Regions from separate parts of the Homo sapiens genome. Here region 2 is linked to region 1. Evidence: chromatin contacts called from ENCODE Hi-C data. All regions are on one chromosome and are shown on one strand. Each heading gives the region's core, a stretch centred on a gene start or an enhancer-like site at or near the end of the contact. The rest is flanking DNA. Distances are from core to core; before and after follow the strand shown.

Region 1 (3,465 bases), core at 1-2,500:
GGCAATACTGGTGGTGCTGTAGGCTTTGCGGTGGCAATCGGTGCCATCGGGGATATCCCAGTACTGACGAAAAACCTTCGGCGCCATAGCCCGCAATCTCGATCCCGCACCACGGACCCCGCCAGCTCGGGAAGCGCAAGGGCAGCCGCGGCTGGCTATCGCGAGACTTCTCGGGCTGCGCGCGCAACCTTTCGGGCTAGCGGGCCGGCAACAAGTGAGCAACTTTATTGATAGGCGCGGACATGGACATGGATCGCGCGCACGCGCCGGGGACCGGCCTGGAGGAAGAGAGTAGCACGTGCATCCCCAGGCCGATTCCTAGAGGGTGAAACTGAGGACGACTGCGATCAGTGCAGACAGATTTCGCTAGTCCCAGCTCAGGGAGTCCTAGGTTAGGGACTACTAGAGGCGGGGACTATCTACTAGGGGAGGGGCCGGGCTCAGACTGGGACGGGCGGGACTCCAGTTGATAGGAGCAAGACATGACGAAACAATGACTGGGGGGCGGGGCATGGCGGGGATGTGGCCACACCCAGTGTCAGAATCTGCATAGCGAGTGGTCATGCCCTGTGGTCAGTCACCAAGCTGGAGTCTGAGCAGCGTGCTACTGTTTTGGGCCGTGGACAGGATCAGGGGCGGGGATTATCGGGAAAGTGACCAATGACAATACGAGAAGCTCAGCGGGACGTGGCCTCTGTTCACCCCGCGGCTGTCCCACGCCCTAGGCCGGATGAAGTACACAGGCGCTTGACTTGGGGGCGTGGCTAGAATTGGAGGCATAACCTAAAAGGGACTTGACCAATCTGAGACTGTATAAGGGATGAAGGGGCGAGGCCGTGCCTGGATCTACCCCTGACAGGCCACAGGTTCGGGGGGCGTGGTCAGGCTTGCTGTTTCGCGGAGTCCGGGCCAATCCTGGTGTTAGCTTCCAAGTAGGGAGGGGACAGTATCGAAGGTGTGACCAATCTTGTTTCCAGAGCCTGAGTTGCGCGAGCCGCCAAAGGATGTGGCCAGCCTGGGGGCGTGGCTGTCAAGATCTTGTCCAATCCTAGAGTGAGCCCAAACTCAGGGGCGGAGTTTCATGATCCCGGAACCGGTGGTAGTGTTTGGGTTTGAGGAGAGCACGACCCAGCCCTCTGGGGTGGGGTCTAGCGGGGTCAGCGACCAATCGCGCCGAGGTCTAGTGGGGCGGGGCCCTCCCGGGGGCGGGGCCTGTGCCAGTTCCGGGCCGCCTGGGGGCGTGGCCGGGCCTGTACAGCAGCCTGGGCCATGTCGGCGCCGCCGGCCCTGCAGATCCGGGAGGCAAACGCACACCTGGCAGCCGTGCACCGGCGCGCAGCGGAGCTGGAGGCGCGGCTGGACGCGGCGGAGCGCACGGTGCACGCCCAAGCCGAGCGCCTGGCCCTCCACGACCAGCAGCTGCGCGCCGCCCTAGACGAACTGGGTCGCGCCAAGGACCGGTGAGGCCCGGGGCCGGCCAGGTGGACTTCACCGAGGCGGTAGGCGGAGGCAGAGCCGAGGCTGGAAAGCGAGGAAGGGCAGGGGGAACCGTGTGCACTTGTATAGACGCTAGACTGAGTATCGGATTGATAAAAACACCAAAAAACTCGAATTAGTAATCAGTATGTAAAGTTGCGAGAAGTGACACAGGTGTGGACCTCTAACTTCAAACAGGCCCACTTTCCCACAGGTGCTGAGCGACGCAGGGACCACAGACCGCCCAGCGTAGGCATTGGGAGCCATAGCAGGCTCTTCAGCAGGGGAGGAGGGGATCATATCAGCATTTTAACTTTTAAAATTTATTATTATTTTTTTGAGACGGAGTTTCGCTCTTGTCGCCTAGGCTGGAGTGCAGTGGCGTGATCTCAGCTCACTGCAACCTCCACCTCCCAGATTCAAGCGATTCTCCTGCCTCAGCCTCCCGTGTAGCTGGGATTACAGGCGCCCGCCACCACGCCCGGTCGATTTTTTGTATTTCTAGTAGAGACTGGTTTTCGTCACGTTGTGCAGGCTGGTCTCTAACTCCTGACCTCAGGTGATCCGCCCGCCTCAGCCTCCTAAAAGTGCTGGGATTACAGGGGTGAGCCACCGCACCCGGCCTAAATTTATTATTTTTGAGGCAGGGCCTCACTCCTATGCCCAGGCTGGAGTGCACCTCGACCTCCGGAGCTCAGGTGATTCTCCCACCTCAGTCTCCCAAGCAGCTGGGACTACAGGCGTCCACCACCACGCATGGCTTATTTTTTGTATTTTTTTGTAGAGACAGTTTTGCCCTGTTGCCCAGTTTGGTCTTGAACTCCTGGGCTCAAGCAGTCCTCCCACCTCACCCTTCCAAAGTGCTGGGATTACAGGCTAAGCCACCATGCCTATCTATTATTTTTGAGAGAGGGTCTTGCTCTGTTGCCCAGGCTGGAATGCAGTGGTGCGATCTCGACTCACTGCAGTCTCACCCTCCCTCCTCAGCCTCTCAAGTAGCTGGGATTACAGGCGTGCGACAGCACACCTGGCTGATTTAAAAAAAAAAATCCTTTAGAAATGGGGTCAGACTATGTTGCCTAGGCTGGCCTTGAACTCCTGGGCTCAAGTGATCCTCCTGCCTCAGCCTCCCGAAGTGCTGGGATTATAGGCACGAGCCACCATGCTGGCCCATATCAGCATTGTTGAAGAGTCCCTCTGACAGCTGAGGATGAAAGAGATGAGACAGGCACCCAGGGAGGTGGGAGGAGCTGGGTCCCAGGTGGGAACTATTACTTCAGAGCTAATTGGACATATTCATTTTTACCGAGCACCTGCTCTGTGCCAGGCACTCATTCATTCGTCTTCATTGAGCACCTACTGTGTGTCAGGCATTCTGCTGAGTACTGGAGCACATCAGTAAGACTTAGCCTTGCCCATTGGGTATCCACAGTCCAGTGGAGAGACAGACATGTCACTGGGCAGTTACATCATTGGTGGCCAGCGGCCATGATGGAGGGGCATATGGGGCTCTGAGGGATCTCAGAGTGAAGGCTTCCCAGAGGAAGAGCCTACTAAGAATAGGTGGGAAAAGATAATGGAAAGGAACGAACTGCAGGAAGAGTGAGGGGACGAAATGAGGGTTCTCATAAGAAAATGCCATAAACTGGCTGGGTGGTGGCTCACGCCTGTAATCCCAGCACTTTGGAAGGCTGAGGCAGGCAGATCACCTGAGGTCAGGAGTTCGAGACCAGCCTGGCCAACATGGCGAAACCCTGTCTCTACTAAAAATACAAAAAAATTAGCTGGGTGTGGTGGCACACGCCTGTAGTCCCAGCTACTCGGGAGGTTGAGGCACGAGAATCGCTTGAACCCAGGAGGCGGAAGTTGCAGTGAGCCGAAATTGTGCCACTGCACTCCAGCCTGGGCAACAGAGAGAGACTCTGTCTCAAACAAACAAAAAAACAAAATGCCATAAATTAAGTGGCTTAAACAAGAGGTTTGTTTCTC
Region 2 (3,814 bases), core at 492-2,991, 5.5 Mb after region 1:
CGCCATTCTTCTGCCTCAGCCTCCCAAGCAGCTGAGACTACAGGCGCCTGCCACCATGCCTGGCTAATTTTTTTTTCTATTTTTAGTAGAGGCTGGGTTTCACCGTGTTAGCCAGGATGGTCTTGATCTCCTGACCTTGTGATCTGCCCACCTCGGCCTCCCAAAGTGCTGGGATTACAGGCGTGAGCCACCGCGCCCGGCCAACACCTGGCTAATTTTGAAGTATTTTGTAGAGATGGGGGTCTCCCTACATTGCCCAGGCTGGTCTTGAACTCTTGGCCTCAGGCAATCCTCTTGCCTTGGCCTCCCAAAGCACTGGGACTACAGACATAAGCCACCACACCTGGCCTGTATGTGCATTTGGAGTGTTGAAATGTGAGGTGAATCATGCGTTGTATATCTGCTGGGGGATGGGGGCTGAGGTGGCGTGTTTGACAGCGCAGTGTATCGGTGTGCTTCACTGTGTGTGTCTGTGTGTGTAGTGGCAATGTCATAGTTGCGTGTTTTGCAAGAGAAAGGGTGTGGGGGATGAATGTGGGACAGAGTTTGTATGGGATGCTTTGTGTCAGGATAGGGCAAGGTTGGAGCATGTGGATGATGGGGATTCTGAAAGTAGAATATATTCAGAGATGCCATGGTGTGTGTGTGTGTGTGTGTGTGTGTGTAGAGGGGTGTGAGTGAGCCCAGCTGTGTGAGTGGGTGTGTTGGGGGATGTCGTGGAGCTGTTTTCTGGTCCCAGAGGGAGAGAGAAAGCCCAGGAAATCTCACTTTCTCCCTGCCCCTGGGTCTCCAGGCAACGGCACCACTTTGGAGTTACCAGGAGACAAGGTTGCCAGGGCAACACAGGCGTGAGTGGCAGCTCTGGGGCGAAGTCTGGGTGAGAAGATCCAGCCAGGGATCACGATCATTCACTTTGTTCCTCCCTTTCTCCCTGTTTCTCATCAATCCCACCTCCCTTCCTTCATTGTCTTAACGAGCACGTATTTGAGAACCTACAAATGTGCTAGGTGCTATTCTCGGTACTGGAGAACAGAAGTGAACAAGACAATGTCCCTGCTGTATCTCTCCTTCAGTCTTCCAGCTCCTGTCTCTTTATCTCTCCTGCTTCCTTCTTTGTCCTGCGGTCCTGCCTTCCCCCCGTACCACAAAGGCGGCCCCACAGAACCCCTTAGCCAGTGAGGAAGTAAGTTGAGAGGCTTCATCTCACAGACTTTCGGGGATGGCCGTTGATGTTTTGTCCACGAGCCTGTGTCCCCAGACACACACTCCGGCCCATACTCAGGTGCACAGAAAGACAAGCACACAGCTCATCCCCCTCTCCAAAACTCTCAGTTGTCATTGGATGACATCAGCAAAACCACACACAAATACATGCCGATCACAATACTCCTCTGAGATATCATAAGCCCCATTTTACAGCAGGGCAAACTGAGGCTAGGAGCCTTTAAATAATATGTCACTCATTCTGGTCTACTCCTCCAACTTTCAACCCTTATATTTGTCTGATTAGCTGACAATAATAGTATTCGTGCTGGTTCCCCCAGCAGCCTCCCTCAGGGAAGGGTCTTATTTCCCTCGAATGCACCCATTCCTCCGCATAGGTTCTAACCATTTGCCCATTCACCTGAGGAATCGAGTTTTGATGGACAGATTCCTAGACCAATAGAGAAACTAAGTGAACTGTACCGATGCGGCCACGGCTTGGGCGGGACTAAGGCTGGGAACGAGCCACCGATTGGTCAGAGCTACGCGGCGAATGGCGGAGACGCTGAGGCGGGTGCTAACCAGGGGCGGTGCGGCCTGGTCCGGGGAGGAGAACATGCCTGCCGCCGGACCGCCTTTGCTGCTGCTCGGTACACCAGGATCTGGAAAAACAGCGCTGCTATTTGCTGCGGCCCTAGAGGCGGCGGGGGAGGGCCAAGGCCCAGTCCTCTTCCTGACACGAAGGCCTCTTCAAAGCATGCCCCGCGGGACCGGAACGACTCTAGACCCAATGCGACTCCAGGTAACCGTGGGGGTGGGAGCAGAGGCGTTCTAGCCAATGGTGGAGTAGATCCGGGATATTGAGTAACAGGTAGACAAGCCAATGGAGAGGACGGTGGAAGAGCGAGCCAGGGCAGCCACGATGGGGCGGAGTCAGGCAGGCGGAGTGAGGAGTGGCACCACGCGGAGCTTAGTTAAGATTGAAGTGAGAGCCCATCCAATGATGGGCGGTGTTAGCAAGAGGCGGTGCCCAGAGATTGAAGTCCGGCCCATCAAGGGGCGGGGCTAAGCTTGGGTCCATTCTGGACCTGAGTTGGTTCCTGTTAGTGTCAAGGATGGGGTCAGACCGAGAATGCTGGGGGAGGGTTTTCCGTGGAAAAATTGCGCTAGAGATTTGGCCAAAAACAAACAAGCAAAAATGGCTTGCCCTCAACTAATACTCGGCAGTGATGAGTGCTGGAAAAACGGGCGAATATAAGAATATTTAACAGCTCTGAACTGGTTCATCCTGGAACCAAGGAAAGTATGCAAGGAGGCAGGGTTACTTTTAAGGAGTCTGGCTTCCTGTGCTGAATCCGGCCCTTTCCTTCTGTTTCTCCTTCTAGAAGATCCGCTTCCAGTACCCACCCTCAACCCGAGAGCTTTTCCGGCTCCTGTGCTCTGCCCATGAGGCCCCGGGGCCAGCCCCCTCCCTTCTGCTGCTCGACGGCCTAGAAGAGTACCTAGCGGAAGACCCAGAGCCCCAGGAAGCCGCCTACCTCATTGCCTTACTTCTAGACACAGCTGCCCACTTCAGCCACCGGCTTGGGCCTGGCCGGGATTGTGGGCTCATGGTGGCCCTCCAGACCCAGGAGGAAGCAGGTAGTGGGGACGTCCTGCACCTGGCACTGCTCCAGCGGTATTTTCCTGCCCAGTGCTGGCTGCAGCCAGATGCACCAGGTCCAGGAGAGCACGGCCTCCGAGCCTGCCTGGAGCCAGGCGGGCTGGGCCCCAGAACAGAGTGGTGGGTGACTTTCCGATCAGATGGAGAAATGATGATCGCTCCGTGGCCCACCCAGGCTGGTGACCCCAGCTCAGGCAAGGGTTCAAGCTCTGGAGGCCAGCCCTGAGCTTTGGTGGGTGACTACCTCTCTGTGCTTCAGTTTCCCATGGCTGGAATACTTACCTCAGGGACATATGCAGATCCAAAGACCTAAACAATGTAAAGTGCTTTTTCTCTTTTAAAAGTATAGCATTATCTTGTATATATTTTACCCAATCAATATGTTGTTTATAGTTTCATTGCTTTAAACTTTATAAAAAGAGCTTCAGGCCAGGCGTGGTGGCTCACGCCTGTAATCCCAGCACTTTGGGAGGCTGAGGCGGTCAGATCACCAGAGGTCAGGAGTTGGAGACCAGCCTGCCCAACATGATGAAACCCTGTATCAACTAAAAGTACAAAAAAAATTAGCTGGGTGTGGTGGCAGGTGCCTGTAGTCTCAGCTACTCAGGAGGCTTAGGCAGGAGAATTGCTTGAACCCAGGAAGCGGAGGTTGCAGTGAGCCGAGATTGTGCCACTACACTCCAGCCTGGGTGACAAAGCGAGACTCCATCTCAAAAAAAAAAAAAAAAAAAAGTTTGAGACTTCCTTCTTTTTGCACTCAACGTTGTTACTAAGATTCATCTACATTTTTTTAGTTCATTCCTTTTTCCATATTGCATATAATTCCATGGGTGACTATACCCTGATTTCTTCATCAGATTGCCTTATTTACTGCTGCGAACATTCTTGCACACATGCCCTGGTACGTGTGTGTGTTTTTAGGGGCCGAGACAGGTGGATCACCTGAGG

What was found. Hi-C counts contacts between places; a loop is a spot of excess contacts on that map. Pooled maps may share reads with other maps.
Region 2: a map of CD8-positive, alpha-beta T cell shows a loop between it and region 1 (16-fold over the local background). The contact joins the promoter of SWSAP1 here to the promoter of VMAC in region 1. A Hi-C loop is called at or near these places in 2 of 168 maps with a recorded cell type or tissue (CD4-positive, alpha-beta T cell and CD8-positive, alpha-beta T cell) and 2 of 50 pooled maps.

Annotation. Positions count from the first base shown.
Region 1 is chr19:5,903,622-5,907,086 of GRCh38, forward strand. It overlaps VMAC (vimentin type intermediate filament associated coiled-coil protein), which reads left to right and starts at 1,251. Exons shown (of 2, transcript NM_001017921.4): 1 at 1,251-1,460. The coding sequence starts at 1,270. It overlaps NDUFA11 (NADH:ubiquinone oxidoreductase subunit A11), which reads right to left and starts at 169. Exons shown (of 4, transcript NM_175614.5): 1 at 1-169. The coding sequence starts at 87. RefSeq lists enhancers at 1-247, 57-351, 925-1,044 and a silencer at 1,085-1,434.
Region 2 is chr19:11,372,925-11,376,738 of GRCh38, forward strand. It overlaps SWSAP1 (SWIM-type zinc finger 7 associated protein 1), which reads left to right and starts at 1,742. Exons shown (of 2, transcript NM_175871.4): 1 at 1,742-2,005; 2 at 2,589-3,245. The coding sequence starts at 1,757. The coding sequence ends at 3,092. RefSeq lists a silencer at 1,572-1,651 and enhancers at 1,752-1,821, 2,042-2,091, 2,322-2,401, 2,422-2,471.